2 separate regions of the Mus musculus genome follow, and region 2 is linked to region 1. The links are chromatin loops, found by intact Hi-C in ENCODE. Cell type or tissue: left cerebral cortex. All regions are shown on one strand.

What was found. A loop is a pair of places that touch in the nucleus more often than their neighbours do. Peaks named below come from ENCODE experiments on the same cell type or tissue, not always from the same donor. Only the 100,000 strongest peaks of a DNase experiment are listed, where the experiment ranks them.
Region 2: it touches region 1 in a loop (3-fold over the local background); 5 of 42 quality-filtered maps call a loop at or near these places.

The regions. Positions count from the first base shown.
Region 1 is chr12:106,470,413-106,478,412 of GRCm38, reverse strand. Gm51969 (a long non-coding RNA gene) reads right to left here. Exons shown (of 2, transcript XR_003950178.1): 2 at 1,663-2,417. Among named protein-coding and RNA genes, the nearest start is that of Gm32876, 4.8 kb to the left of the region's middle. In left cerebral cortex, CTCF peaks have their summits at 1,137 and 3,742; DNase peaks (open chromatin) are centred at 3,690, 4,522 and 6,093; H3K4me3 peaks cover 27 bases; H3K27ac peaks cover 1,596 bases.
Region 2 is chr12:106,297,984-106,305,983 of GRCm38, reverse strand. No RefSeq gene overlaps it. Among named protein-coding and RNA genes, the nearest start is that of Gm24986, 81 kb to the right of the region's middle. In left cerebral cortex, no CTCF peak of the experiment used is centred here; DNase peaks (open chromatin) are centred at 2,034, 2,956, 3,150, 3,539 and 1 more place; H3K27ac peaks cover 603 bases.

The DNA.
Region 1 (8,000 bases):
CCCAATTGATGCCGCAAAACTTAGACTCGACCGGGGATAAACAGCGTTTGGAAGGGCGAAGGGGGTTCGGGACCAGGTAAATCTGCTTAAACTTCACATCGTCAAAGGCTAATCGCCAGGTCATTCCTGATTTCTGCCCTAGTCCTAAAAGTATCTCCTGGCACCGCAGAAGCATGATCCTCTGCCTCAGCCGGGTTTCTCCAGCCTCCCTAGCTGTGTGTGTGTGTGTGTGTGTGTGTGTGTGTGTGTGTGTGTGTGTGTGTGTGTGTGTGTGTTTAAGGGGATTGCCTGGCATCTATTGGTTTGCCCACATGGCAACACGTAACTCTGGCAAATCAGGAAAATAATTGGGTTTTCTTTGGAAAGGGGGTGTGGGCTTCAAACCTCTTCCTGGAACGTTTTAAAAATTCAAACTTTCTCTCCGCAGTGGTTCTAACCACACAGTTGCAAAGGTTCATTTAGGCTGTGAGGGTTGTATTTTAGAAGATGGAAACTTCAAGACCGTTCACTTTGGGGAAATGAAAAGATTTGCACAGTTTGAACAGAATTGTCTGTGAGTGGGGAAGGGTCCTCCCTATGGCATCAGTGAGGTGGCTCATTCCTGTCCCTCCACCCCTGGTGTTTTAATGTGTCTGGGTCCCTGAGAAGAGAGCCACCACAACACAGATCCAACACTTTCTCTTCAACTAAATTATTCCTCAAAATTTCGGGGATATAGAAAGGTACACATTACGTTTACAAATAATGGGGGGGGGGGGCGGTTGTGTGCAGCTCACTGGCATCGTGTATGTTCTCAGTGAGCGAGCTCTTGGGCATATCTCCCACACAAGCACACACATGTGCAAGCATGGTGAATAGGCAGGCCTGAGTGATTATGGTCATGCAGTCTGCCCATTTCCACCCAGTCTAATGTGACTGCATTGGAACAACATCTCTGAACTCCCTGACTTTGGTCTGCATACTGAAGGACCCCAAATCCTTAGCAGTGATCTTAGCAGCCATCCACCGGTTCCTGCAAAGACCACTGACCCCACTTAAAAGTTACTATCCAAATCCAGCAATTTAAAAAAAAAAAAAAAAAAAAAAAAAAGTCCTTTTGTAAGAAGGCCTTTGAGCCGGGAGCTACTCCCTAGCTCCCCCTGTGAGGTTTGCAGAAACAAAAAGTGTTTGTTCAGGACTGAGAACTGAGTTCAGAGAAGAATGGGCAGACTTCTGATTCAGTCACCTCCGGGGGAGGGGGGAGGACTGGCCGTTGGAACCTTCTCCTGTGCCTGTGACCTTAGCCCTTAAAATAATAAGCCTTGCCTAATAGATTACCTGCAAGGCATTTCCCTAAACCATTCTCGACATACCAGAAAGACTGGTGCCCAGTTCATTCTTCCGAAAGCCAGTGGACAAGACCTGATCCCATCTTTATTTACAATTTAAATCTTTGGTTCATTGTGGACGTCTTCGCATTTGTTCTGGTTTCTCTTAAAACATTATATTACATTCTTTCTCTCTGATACTGGAATCTGGGTGCTCCCGTGTTTGGCAGCATGGGATAGCACCCTCCCTGACCCCTCTAACTTGTCCCATTGCGACCAGCGGCATGGTGGCATCTTTGTTAAATTCTTCAAGAAATTTAGAGGAAAGAAATGGGGGGACTGTAAAAATATGTATAGTTCCCTCCCAGATTTATTGCTATTTGCTTATAGATTTAAAGGAAACTGAGAGCAACTAGAGACATGGCATTCTAAGGAAGATTTGTGGTTGTTGGTTAGAAGGAAAAACTCCGTGAACATCCACACAAAACACCAGGAGACAAAGAGACATGCTGCAGGCACCTTTTAAAATTTGTACCGTGTGGCAGTGAATTCACCAGGAGCTGGAAGACACCAGGTTCTTATGAAAAGGTCAAAGTTATGGCCTTGGTATGACCTCGAAGGGGAAAAAAAAATCTATTTGTGAGGCATACGATTATCTAGGGTTTTAGTAAATGCAATTACAGCGACAATCTTAATCCAAACAGTTGAACAAAAATAAATTAAAATTAAATAAGATAAACCTCACCCTCAATCATTACACTATGAGTTGTACCGGACCGCAGGGTGGCTATTTGACCTTTGTCTTGCATCTATATTAGAAGAGGCACTACCTGGACAGAAATCAAGGTGCACTTGGGCACACCCACCAGCCTGACCTGGCCAACACCCAGGTCTGAAACAAACGGTTTCTGCTTTTCATTGGGGGTGGGGGGGTCCTGTCCACTGGACCTCCAACAGTGTCTTGCTCTGAGAGGCACAACACTGGTCCTGTGGGCGTGGGCAGCCATGGCTCACAGCAGTGACAGGTAGCTCCATCCATCCCAGCCACATTCCTCGGGTTCCACAAAGTTCCATTTCAATAAGAAAGCTCTTTTCTAAGGACACGTTGTTCTAAAAGAGACAGGAAGAAGAAAAAAACTGTCTGTAATTTGTCATGAATTTCAATTACAAAAAAAAAAAAAACTTTTGAATTTTTTTTCCGTTTTCAAGAAAAAAAAATTGGCGTGCCTCCAGGTTTTAAGAATGTGGTTAACACAGAAAATGACAGAAAGAGAAAGTGTGTGTGTGTGTGTGTGTGTGTGTGTGTGTGTGTGTGTGTGTATTTGCAGAAAAATCTCAGAACACAATATTCTCCTAGGCCAGGCTGAGGTTTTTCTGGACGAAGGTGCACCTGGCACTCTGGGTGAGAAAGAGGATTTTGTATTTATGGGCAATGGGATTGTTCTGGCAAGTTCCACAGCATGCCCCGGAGCTGACATCTCATAGAAGCATCTTCCAGCATCCCAGACTCCCATACACACCAGAGAACCAGTCTACACCCGAGAACACGGCTCAAAAAAGGGTTTTGGAGAGGAGAAGAGGAATCGTTTTGTCATTGGAAAGTCTAAGGGGGTCCCCTCCCCCCGATACACGGAATACTCACCAAACGGGAGCAGAACGGTTTTTTTTTCTTTCTTTTTTTTTTCTTTTTTGAAATGTGCAACTGTGTGAAACTTGTCTGGTTTCAGATTTACACAGAAATGTGGGCCCGTCTTGTTTTCATCCAAACAAACTCAAGCTGAAGAACTGTCTTTCCTAAACTGGGAGCACATTCCTGTTCCTTAACCCACCAGTGCTGGGTTCCCCCGGAGCGTATTAAATCTACGCAACACAGAGAGGTGCTTTCTGTCTTGTTTTCTGGAGGCTGAGCCCAGCAAACCCAGTAAACAGGTGGAAGACTAAAAAGAGCCATGAAAAAAAAAAAAAAAAACACACAACAAAAATAACAGCGACCTGTCCCCAGCCTTGAAAAACAGCCTAACTCCAGAGGTGCAGTGTGTACTTGCGTGGCCTCAAATAATGTTTGTCTCGCAAGAAAATGCGTAGCTTTCAGCGATAACACGGGACAGCGCTTCCTAACTTGCTAGTGGCCTGGCCTGCGTCCTTCTGATAAGAGGTCAGAGGTCACCGAGGCTAAAAGATGAGAACCCGTGCTTCCTTCTGCTCAGATCTGCAAGGAACAATTAAAGGCAGTTTTGCATTAAGGACTGACGTCCTCCTCAGTCTGGTGCCCCGGCGGTAAGCACAGCTATAGAATGCCTGTCCCTGTGGGGTATCCCCGCTCAGACCCAACCTGGCACTTTGGTACTACGCAGCTGGAATTTGAGGAAGCTCGTATTGAAAGGGGATGGTTTAGTAAGATGCAACGGAAGGTGCGGTGCGCATGCGCCTCCGGGGGAAAGCCATGGAAACTGCACCTTGCAGAACCTATCTGAAGGCCTAGGACCAAAGAGGTATTAGGGCTGAGCCAGAGAGACCCTGTTTGGAGCAGAACTATCAGAGGCAAGTGGTGCAGACACCGCGGATCTGGCTGGAGTTCAGAGGTCGTTGCAAGGGCTTTAACTCTGAGAGCTGTAGGGGAGTCAGCGAGGAGCTTTGAGCCTTCTGATTGCGGCACATTTTGGGAGAGGGGGCACAGGAACACACAAGCAGAGGTTCCCGAACAGCCCCGTCAAACCACCGCCAGGCTTCAGAGGCTCAAGCGTTGCTGTCGTTTTGGTTTTTGGTTTCCATGTTTCAGTTTACAAAAGGGTGATGATTTTAAAAATTAAAAAAAAAAAAAGTGACGATAGTGAATGAGGAAGAGAGTGTGCTTTCGGGCCTGAGTTCAGAGTTTATATAGAGAAGCTCAGCTGGGCTGGGGACATGACTCCCTGGGTAAAATGCTTGCTGAGCAAGAATGGGGACTTGAGCTCTGGAACCCACATAAAAAGCCAGGTCTGATGACACACTTTGTAATACCATCACGGGGCGGGGGCAGCGATGTGCAAGACCCCAAGATCAATGGTCAGGCAGCCTAGTCTGCTGGATGAGCCCCGGGCCATTGAGAGAGCGTGTGGTAGAAGACACCGGACTCGATCTCTGGGCTTATTAGACACACATATAAGCACACATAGGCACCCTCCGGCTCATGCTCTTCACAGAAACAGATACACACAGAGACACTCACATGAAATGGGAGAGGAAGAAGTTAAATTGAGAGAGACTTTACTGCACAGTGAAAAAGTCACACTAGAGACACTCCTCCCCACCGCCACCACCCCCACACCTCCTCTAAGCGTTGGCGGGAATTCCTAAAGGACCCAATTCTTGGTGCACTCTCTGAATGCCAGGTTTGGCATCCCCATGGGTTCAGGGCCCTTGCTACACTTTATATACCAAGCACGTGTATTCCTAAGCTAACCCACGATGCACAGTAGTTGACAGGTTCTTCCTACTCTGCTTTTCATCTCACTGAACTGTCCAGGGCCTCATTGTCTCATCTGTAAAATGGGAACTCTAACTTGGAGGCCTGGCTTCCTGGAGAGAGTCAGGCATACACGGAGACCACCATGCATCTAAAAGCACTGCACAGATAAATATGCGGTATTTACATAATTATGCCTCATTATATCCTTGGGTTTTTTTTTTTAAGGAATAAAAGTAAGAAAGCTAAAAAAAGACATCTAAACAAAGAGTTTAAGTAATGTATGCAGAGAATATGTGTATACACATATAGAGTTACAATGAAGATTTAAAAAAATAATGTGTGCAGTCAGGGGTGGCGCACGCCTTTAACCCCCACACTCAGGAGGCAGAGGCAGCTGGGTCTCTAAGTTCAAGTCCAGCAATGGTCTACAGAATGAGTTCCAGGACAGCTATGGCTGCATAGAGAAACCCTGTCTAAATAAAATAAAATGAAATAAAATAACCAAGCAAGCAAAAATGTTCATACAAAATCAAAATAAAATTAATTACAGTCTCACCCGTCAGAGCACAATGTACTTTCTTCTATGTTTTCTGGTTTTTCTGTGTTTAGAATAGAATATGAATGCCTGCATAGTACTTTCGGTGTTTGTCTCTGTATAGACCATAACACAGCCGGAGCTCTCTTACACCCAAACCAGCAGATCCTCCCATTGGCAGATGCTAACATTCGGAGCGAACCATTCAGTACCTTTCTGCTTTCACTTTAAACACAGAGAATTAATAAATAAGAATAAATCATGAAATAAAAAAGTATCTCCCCTTAGCCTCCCCCCCTTCTTCCAATTGTTTGTTTGAGGCTGAGCACCATCTCCATCCTTTGTGGTAGCCTCAAACTTCCCAGGTCCCTGCCTACATTGCCCTGCATGCCTGAATTACAAGAGGGTGCCGCTATGCCAGTGGCTGCTTCTGTCTTTTCAGCCTCCAAATATCATGGTACTGAAAAATATTTTGCATTGTGTCTGAAGCGCACATCTAAGTGGATCATTTCTGATCAGGCACCGCCAGTCTGGTCTACAGAGTGAGTTTCAGGACAGCCAGGGCTACACAGAGAAACCCTGTCTCGAAAAAACCACAAAAAAAAAAAAAGAAAGAAAAAAGAAAAAAAGAAAGTCTCAAAGAGAGACGTCTTGTGAGCTGTGTTGGAATGAGATGGCAAATGCTAAGGTGGAACTGCACAGTGTTCTTTCTGTATTTCTACCTTGGGTTGCTGCTTGTTCTTATATTAATGATCTGCAGACGCTCTTTATATATCAAGGACACGTGCCAGAGATGAGTCACACACTTTCCAATATGGGAGTTTTATATGGATAAAAAGCAGAATGTAGGCTGACAGTGGGCCAGCAGATCAAGCACTTGCCATGAGAGCCGGGAGAGCTGAGATCATCCCACTGATGACCTGTAAAATGAGGCACAGAGATGCTGACAGAAGGACCTGCCTGCAGGAGGGGTGGCAGATGCCTGAGGCTGTGCTAGGAGACATCAAGCCCCCCCCCCACGCCCCCTATTATAAACCCTTCGTTTCCTAGTGGCTAATGGAATCCTTCTGGGCTATGAAAATCTGACGTGGTCCGTGATCAAACATGGGCCATTAGGCAGATGTGAGCCAAAGATGATTGCGGAGCCAACCCGGGTCAGCACTGTAATCTAAGAAACTCTGCTCTCTGCAGTTCATGGAGCTCAGCCCAGCCCTGGGGTGGCTCGCGGAGTCCTTCAGAGGCCTGTTAAATTTCTGCCTTGCCTTGCAGAAATTCTGGCTTCATTCGGAACTCTTCTCTCCTGCTCCACGTAAAGTGAGAAATCAGCAGTCAGGCTGAGAGACTGAAGAAAGGCTAAGGAGAATGTAACAGGCGAGAGCCCCTTCACGGACAAGATAGTATGCCCCGGGCCCAAGAGTAAACCTCAGGTCCCTAGAAGATGACGGAGTGCCGTGGAAAAGCGGGACCTCTCCCGACCTGTAACTCCCACATCTCGCTGGGTTGAGAGATGATGGGTGTACCATACCTCATGCTCCGAGACTCTAGCTCAGCAAGTGTGGGCAACTAGACAATCAGAAAAGGATGAACACTGAGGTCAGACCGCTCTGTCCTGGGGCTCGAAGCTCAGTCCAGGTTCTCACCGAAAGAGGTAGAGCGGGGGTGGGGATGGGGGTGGGGGCGGTCTTTGCAGGCCTAACATGCAGACTGCTCTTGCTGGCTCTTTGTGACCTTCCTGAGATGTTAGCAAGGCATGTGTGAGAGCGGACCCTGAACCCGCCTATTCCCCACCTAAGACATCAGGCTAGCGGCTGAAGGGTTTTGCTTTTCCGTTCCTGGACCTTGGCGAGCAGCTACAGCCCTCTTAGCTCTGGAAGAGATGTGCTGCGGTGTCTCTTTGGGCCACCACAGGGCATCTCTTCACAGCAAAGACTGCCATGGTCCCACCACCACTACCACATGTTGCTGTGACAGATAGCTCTGCTGGTTGTCATTCTTGTCCGCAGATGTCCCTGTCGCCCTTTCAAGGGTGGAATGGGCTTAGACTTGGCCATTGGACTTTGGGGCGAGGGACCCAGTATAGTACAAGCAAAGGTACATTTAGCCCGAGAAGAGGACTGGAGCTGTTCTAGCCAGCTCAGATCTGTGGTAAGAGGAGACTGTCACCGGTGGATCCCGGTTCAGAACAAGCCAGAGCAGGTGAGTGAGTCTGAGTGCAGTGAAGCCTTGTCACCAAGCCACAAGAAGGAGGACCTAATGCTTGCTTGTAAGGTAGTGTTGTTATGGCAATAGCCAACTGACACGGATATTTTAGTCTAGTCGTGTTATTATAACGAAAATACTTTGAACGATAATCTTAAAAAAATTCTTGTGTATGTATATGAATGTATGTGGGAACCTGTGTGCTATAGCGCATGTGTGTGGAAGCCAGGGGACAACATGTAAGAGTCTGTTTCCTCCTTTTACCACTTAGATCCCAGGAGTCAAATTCAGTCGTCAAGCCTGATAACAAGTGCCTTTGCTTGGCCCAAATGACAATGTGTAGAAGAGTAATTTGTAAATTCCTGTCCATGGTACTAGGGACTGGGTGCTAGGGACTGGGTGCTAGCCCAAGGTGCTAGTAAGCTCAGTGCCTGGCAAGGGCTTGATTTCCAGTTCTGTGGAGCCTTCCCAATGCCCCCTCCCATTCTGGAAGAGAGAAAGGCAATCCCTG
Region 2 (8,000 bases), 170 kb after region 1:
AATTTAATATTTGTTGAGTGTCTGCTACAAGCCTTCGGGATGAAACATTTCCCTGTTTCTTAGCCATTTAACAAGCTGGTAGCCATATCCCTAGAACACACTAAGGGACAAATATTAGCCCAGAGAGGTTAAGCTACTCCTTAGAGGTCACTCAGCATTTGGTAAGTGGGTTACTCACATATATTAACCATCATCTGTGTGTCCTGCCTCAAATTGCTTCTTGCCTTAAATCGCCCTTCGCCCACCTAGCAAAAGTTCATTAGGAAAGGTCAGCATGAGCCTGGGGGCCCAGAGAGTGAGTTGTCTCCCAAGCCTCAGGACAGGCCCTAGCAGTCCACTGTCTGTGCTTCTCAAAAATGTCTCTGTTCTGCGCATGCTAAGGTATAATGCTCCCAAATAAAGAGGCAGGAAAACCCAAAGTCTACCAGCAACCCCAAATCAGGGGTCCTTGAGGGCCTGTGTCTCTGGGTGGCATGGACCACATGTCTCCAGCTTGCTAACCAGCCCTCACCCCCCCCACACACACACCACCCACACCCAAGCGCTTCCCCGACCATCCTCCCCTTTTCCTCCCCCAAACACAATGGAAAGTTAATTGAGTGTTTTATGCCTTCGAAATATCAAAGAAATGAAAAGAAGGCAGGTTTCAACCATATTTCAATAATACGTGCATTAATTTTTACCTTTTACTGACATTTGCACTAATTTCCTTAAATGCTCTCTCGGGCTCTTTTTTGATCTGTCTGGCTTTGTTGGGCTCGTGATAAAGGCTTACTTCAAATGCAAAAAGATTAACTCTCTTTTCCTTCATAGAACAATTACGGATTGTATGATGTCTCCATCATGAAAGAGAGCCCGGACAGACGGGAAGAGTCACGAGAGTTTGTTATAAAAGTGGCAGTAATAATTCTAATTACTTTACTCTAAAAGATATCAAAATTGCCCCCCACCACCATGCATAGTGTCATTCAGAAATTGTTGTGGGGGTTTTTTGTTTTGCTTTATTTTGTTTTTGAAAACTGGGAGCAATGCGTTTAATTTAATTTGGGTCATTGTCTTAAAAGTCTCGCTGTACATCCACATTTCCTAAACCCCTGGCTGGCTTCTGAAATCGTAGGGAACGCAGAATGCCTTCCCCGCATAACATTCCAAGTGAGCTAGAAATGATAACTCCACTTTCTATTTGTAGCTCACTATTTAAAGCCCAGGAAAAACAAAGAATAAAATCCTTTAATTTTGTCAAACGGGTGCGATGTTTAAATTCAGCAGTGACTACAGTTCAAAAGACCAGATGTTCTCTTGTATTTATATAATTTTTTTTTGCACAATAGTTTACCATTGGCAAAAAAAAAAAATCAAAGCACATTGTTGAATTTGGCATTTCTATGTCACACACACACACACACACACACACACACACACACACACTCACACACACACAAAATCTGGAGATTGTATTATATTAAATTAATTCTAATTTTATTAAAGCCAGAGAGAGAAAGAGACAGAAATAAATGGAGAGACGGCCGTATTAATCTTATAGTAAATTAAGTCCAAGAATAAGAGACAACATTGATCTGAAAATGAGAAGTCACTGCTCTAATGCATTCGGGTTAACGGGGAGAAGCCGGGGCGGTTTGACCCGTTGTCCGTCTATTTCAAGATGAACATTTGTTAAATTCTAATGAAAAAACGCTGCACTTAAACTCTGGCAAGGAGACAATTCTGCCTCCCGCTAACCCTGCCATGACTCAAAAAAAAAAAAAAAAAAAAAAAAAAAAAAAAAAAAAAAAAGAATTTAAAAAGTAAAAGATAGAAAAAAAGAAAAAGCTTCGCTCGAGGAATAAGCATTTTTAAAAACAGTCTTCTAGGGGGAGCCGTGTGGTGATAAAATTAGATGTTCAAAAATTGCCCAAAACTCAGAAGCCCTGAGTTTTAATTATTTACATGCAGTCAGGTGGGACTTGGTGTAGTCCCAATGATGTAGGACTTTTCTGACAGTAAATATATTAATTTCTTTAAGTCCCTTTTAGTGAAAGCTACTCTCCCGGGACAGAATGTTCTGCCACCCAGCACAGCAGGGGAAAGCTGCCGATTCTTACACTTCTGTCTGTCTGTCGGAGTCTCTGCTCGAATACAGTAAATGTGGGAAAGGTTACTGGGAGAAAGAGTAATGTTATCCAGATTCAGTTTAACTAAGGGCTCTGTTCCTTACTGAGGAGACAAAAAGACAGACGGGAAGGGAGGGAGAGAGGGAAGAAGGAAGGAAGGAAGGAAGGAAGGAAGGAAGGAAGGAAGGAAGGAAGGAAGGAAGGAAGGGGAGAAAGAAGGAAGGAAAAAAGAAAGGAAGGAGGGGGAAAGGAGGGAGGGAGGAAGGAAATAAGGGAGGATAGAGGGACAGAACGGGGAAGGAAGGAAGGAAGGAAGGAAGGAAGGAAGGAAGGAAGGAAGGAAGGAGCATTCACCTTTGTCTGAGGCAGCTCTTTAAGTGAGAACAGAGCGAGGCTGCCTCATAGCTCCCAGGAACAAGGCAGCCCTCTAATGCAGCAGACAGGTGCTGGAGCTAGTATGTGTGACCTACAGACTAGCATACTGGGTGTCCCTCCTTTGTCAATCTATGGAGAACCAACTCTATACAGGCACTATTTCACCTGCCATTTGGGTTCTGGGATGCTGGTCCCATGTCCCTGGATGCCCTGCAGGGACAGGTGACATGCCAGCACACTGCAGGTGGGTGTGCATCTCAGAAACACCGTCCGGGAAAACCAGGCCTGTGCATCTTTGTTGACAGCTGGGCTGTGTCTTACATGCTGGGAACCTAAGAGACTCAGTATATATTCACTCGTTAAATAAACATGTACATTGCAGAGAAGCAGGTGTTATATCCAACATCCTCTCTGAAGAGAACTCTCTAGAACTACAGCATTTATGAAATGACAGCCACACTCTCTGGGCTGGGTGACAGGAAGCTCCTTTCAGAAACCATTTCAGAATCCCTGAAATGAGAACAACTGAGAACAAAACTGACCCTTCCCCCAGGCTCCTGAAGTGCCACCTGGCTGTCCCCGAGAAGGTACGACCCTGAGAGCTCTGGGGTCACACCTCCTGGCTCACAGTGCCCCTGTATGAGTAGCATCTCCAGCAACACGCCCCGCTCACAGGAGCACAGTGTTCCGTTAGCAGTTTGTGCTCGGTGGGAAAGAAGGCAGGCGAGTTAGTCCTTGCCAAAAACGGCAAATGTGACACTCCACAAGCAAGACACTGTCAGGAGCAGTTGCTAATTTATTTTAAGTGCCCCCTGAGTTTTTAATTTATCTGGAAAAATAAATAGATAAATCTGAGACTCTCCCTGCCAACCCAGCCCAGCGCTGGGTCTGCAGTGGCGGTGGAGGTTGGGGGGGGGGGGTGACAGCGACTGCCTCGGAAGAGAGGTGTCAGGATGTTCAGCCAACGAGGCAGGGCGGGTGGCTCCCATCCGGGCGCATTAGAAGTGGATCTATATGGAATTCATAAAGAGCTGACCTTTCATGTTCCTAAATTGGCTCGAGACACACATACGAGAATGGAAAAAGAAATCTTTCTTTCTTTCTTGAGATAGTCTGCAATTCCAAACAGTACGGCAGGCTTCTCCAAGCCCGGATTCCACAGGAAGCTTGGAATGCCATCGGTCTAGTTTAGAAACTCGTTACCCGGAGTGAGGAGCCCAGCGAATATTATCGTTTCATAAATATGCAGATTTTGTTTATTTAAACATTTTTTATGACACTTTGTGTTTTCCTAAATTGGGTCATCATTTTAATATAATTGGAATCTGATATGTGTCCTGTTTTCTTTGAAAGCCATCTGGTTCATTTTTTGACTTTCAGAAACCAAATTATCTGTGGCAATATTGGGCCTTGTGGTGGCTCCTTATGAACCGAGATGTAGCTTAAGAGCATTGAGTCCGGGAGGTCCAAGGCCGTGCTCGGAGGCCTTCTTCCTTCCTATCTCAAAGATGGGCAGTTAAGAAGGTCTGCATGCCATGAAGATCTCTCAAACCACAGAATCCACAATCTTCACATGAGGAGAAAATTGAGTTGGTCCCTCAGGCACTGTCTTAGAAGGAAAGCTGGTGGCCAGTAGCTACCTGTCTGGTTAAGATGATAGAGCCACAAGGATATCCAGATCCTGAGTGCCCTGGGTGTAGGATGCCTGCATGGTATATGCTCCTTTCACAACACTGAGTACTAACTAGCCGGTGCTAGAGGCGCCACTGCTGACCGATGCTGATTCCAGAAAGAAATCAAATACAGTGAGGGGGTATGTGGCCGCTAACAAAGTCTCCATAGCTGGTGGCTGAAAAAAAAAAGGGTACACATAAACACATACACACATGCACACACACAGAGACACATGAACATACACAGAGACACATGCACACACAGAGACACATGCACATACACATGCATACACAGAGACATATACACACACAGAAGACACACAGACACATGAACACATACACACATTCACACACACAAGCACATGCACAGGCACACACAGACACACACATGCTCATACATGCACATGCTTGCTCGAGCACACTCTCTGTATCTCTGTCTCTCTGTCCCTTGTAACCCAGCCTGGTCCCAGGGGAGCAAGCTTGATAGCAGACTCACCTGCTACCTAACCTAGCAACCAGTGCTTTCAAGACCTATGCTATGGCCTCACGGCCAGGTCGGAGCACTGGGTCAGCCCTTGCTACACAGGACAAAGCAAGCACAGGTGTGGGGCTAGGGAGCCACAAGAGGAACCAGGGCTCTGGCAGAAGAGCTCTGGTTTCCATTATAAGGCCCAGCTCTACACTGGGAAGAAGCAGGCAAGCTGAAGCCAACTGCTGCTCATCACCAAAGCTGTGGTCTGACATGCAATTCACTGGCCAGGCACACACATCCCAGAATAGCTATAAATGCCACCTAACACGTTTATAGATGAAAACGTCTTATGACAATGTCAGAAGGTTGAGCACCACTGGAAAGCTAGCACGCCACTCATATACCCCAGTCAGCAGACCAGTGGGTGACTCACATCCGTGTTCATCTTACATGAATGCTGTGGTGGGAAAGAAGCTGAATGTTCCTTCCAAAGTCCACCAATAAAACTGAAAAATAAGAGGCCGGAGAGATGGTCCAACTGAGGTTAAGGAAGAGCACTTCAGCTCTGACAGAGAAGCCAGTAACAGTTCGCAGAAACTCCCTTGATAGCTCGTCAGCATCTGTAACTCCAGTGGATACCCTCCTCTGGCCTCGGCTGGATCCAGGCCAGCACATGGTGCATATTACAAACATGCAAGTCAAAACCACACACATAAAATAAGAATAAATAAGTATGTGTGTGTGTGTATGTGTGTGTGTGTGTGTGTGTGTAGAAACTTACAATAGACTTAATTAGTTAATTAATTAATTAGCTAATTAATTAATTAAAGCAGGTGTGGTGGCAAGCGCCTGTAACACCAGGACTTAGGCTGAGGAAGAGGTAGGGCTAGGGCTAGGGTTAGGATGAAGGTGTGGGCTTAAGAGTTGGAGGCTAGCCTGTGCTGTTTAATAAAACCGTCTCAAAAGACCCAAAACAAACGAAATGAAATCAAAAATCTAATACATATATTATTCCTTGAAATTAAAATTCCTTTGACTAGCAAATGTCTGTTTGCCCCACCCTCCTTGCAAAGAGACGAACGCATTTCTGACATCCACCCTCGCTTGGCTCCAGAGTGGGGCCAGAGGCCTCTCACTATCCGTAGGTAAGATTCTTGCTCTCAGCCTCAGTTGCTCACTTGGAAATGAGCTTTTGGAAACCAACATCAGATGCTTCCTTTTGTTGTTTATTAGACATTTTCTTCATTCACATTTCAAATGCTATCCCGAAAGTCCCCTATACTCTCCCACTGCCCTGATCCCAAACCCACCCACTCCCACTTTCTGGCCCTGGCATTCACCTGTACTGGGGCATATGATCTTCGAAAGACCAAGGGCCTCTCCTCCCATTGATGGCTGACTAGGCCATCCTCTGCTACATATGCAGCTAGAGACATGAGCTCTGGAGGTACTGGTTAGTTCATATTGTTGTTCCACCTATAGGGTTGCAGACCCCTTTAGCTCCTTGGGTACTTTCTCTAGCTCCTCCATTGGGGGCCCTGTGTTCCATCCAATGGATGACTGTGAGCATCCACTTCTGTATTTGTCAGGCACTGGCATAGCCTCACAAGAGATAGCTATATCAGGGTCCTGTCAGCAAAACCTTGCTGGCATATGCAATAGTGTCTGGATTTAGTGGCTGTTTATGGGATGGATCCCAGGGTGGGGCAGTCTCTGGATGGTCCTTCCTTCCATCTCAGCTCAGAACTTCATCTCTGTAACTCCTTCCATGGGTATTTTGTTCCCCATTCTAAGAAGGAACAAAGTATCCACACTTTGGTCTTCCTTCTTCTTGAGTTTCATGTTCATAGCAGCCTTATTTATAATAGCCAGAAGCTGGAAAGAACCCAGATGTCCCTCAAAACAGAGGAATGGATACAGAAAATGTGGTACATTTACACAATGGAGTACTACTCAGCTATTAAAAAGACTGAATTTATGAAATTCTTATGCAAATGGATGTATCTGGAGGGCATCATCCTGAGTGAGGTAACCCAATCACAAAAGCACACACATGATATGCACTCACTGATAAGCGGACATTAGCCCAGAAACTTAGAAAGCCCAAGGTACAACTTTCAAAACACACCAGATGCTTCCTTAAGGGTCACGCTCAGGGTGACAGGAAAAGACAGAAACTTTTGACTAGCAGGAGACACCCCACTTCCAATTGACAGAAGACACAGTGCAAGCTTCGGAAAGGATGCTAGTGTTTCCCTCTGAGCCAGTCTCTGTCCTTGTAGCAGGAAAACAGCCACAGGTGACGGCAGGAAAACAGCCACAGGTGAAGTCTAAGCAGCTTGGAAGGCTGAGGTAGGAGGACTGCCGAGGCTGCAGTGTGAGTTCAAGACAACCCTTAGCAACTTGGCAAGCCTCTGTCTCAAAATAAAAATAAATAAAGAGGGGACTGGAGAAATATGCCTACAACTCTCGGAACTTCAACAGCCTCTTCTGGCACCTCAGACACACACAGACAGACAGATGGACAGACAGACACACAAACACACATATGTACACAATATTAAGAAGACTATGGGAGTATCTTAGAGTACTTCCCAGCTTCAGTAAAGCACTGGGCTGCAGTCTCTCAGTGCCACAGGAAAACCCATTGTTATGCACAGGTCTTTCTGTGTGTGTGTGAGTATATAATTACATATATTGTTAAGATGCTACTAACTATTATCTGTAAAATAGAACAAGAATAGATAGGTGGAGCAGCAGGGACCTTTGAGAGAGAAAGGATTGAAGCATCTGAGAGAAGGGTCCTAGATGAAAGCGCCTGGTGCAGAAAACCCAGGGAGAAAGGACCTCGGACATTCAGAGTCACACTTAGGATGCTGGTGTGTCTCCTTCCTCCATTCCTGGTCAATGCTGGTGACTTAAAGTCAGGACTGGAGCTCTGGTCTATTAGGGCAGTAAATGCTCCCAAGCAAAGAAAGAAATCCAGGCCAGAACAACAGGTCCACTTCTCATCAGCATCAGCACAGGAGCCACACTTAAACACAGAGGCTCCATTGTGAATTCTAATTGTGTGTGTGTGTGTGTGTGTGTGTGTGTGACACATGCATGTATATCTGTGTATGTTTGTGTGAGCATATTAATGTGCTTGTATGTATATATGTGTATGCATGTGCATATGTGAGCATGCACATGTGTATGTGTGTGCATATGTGTGCATATGTGTGCATGCATGTGTGCATATGTGTGCATGTATGTGTGCACATTTGTATGGGCATGTGTGAGCATGCACATGTGTATGTGTATGTGCATGTGTGTGCATGTTTATATGAGCATGTGTGTGTGAGGATGCACATGTGTATGTGTGTGTGC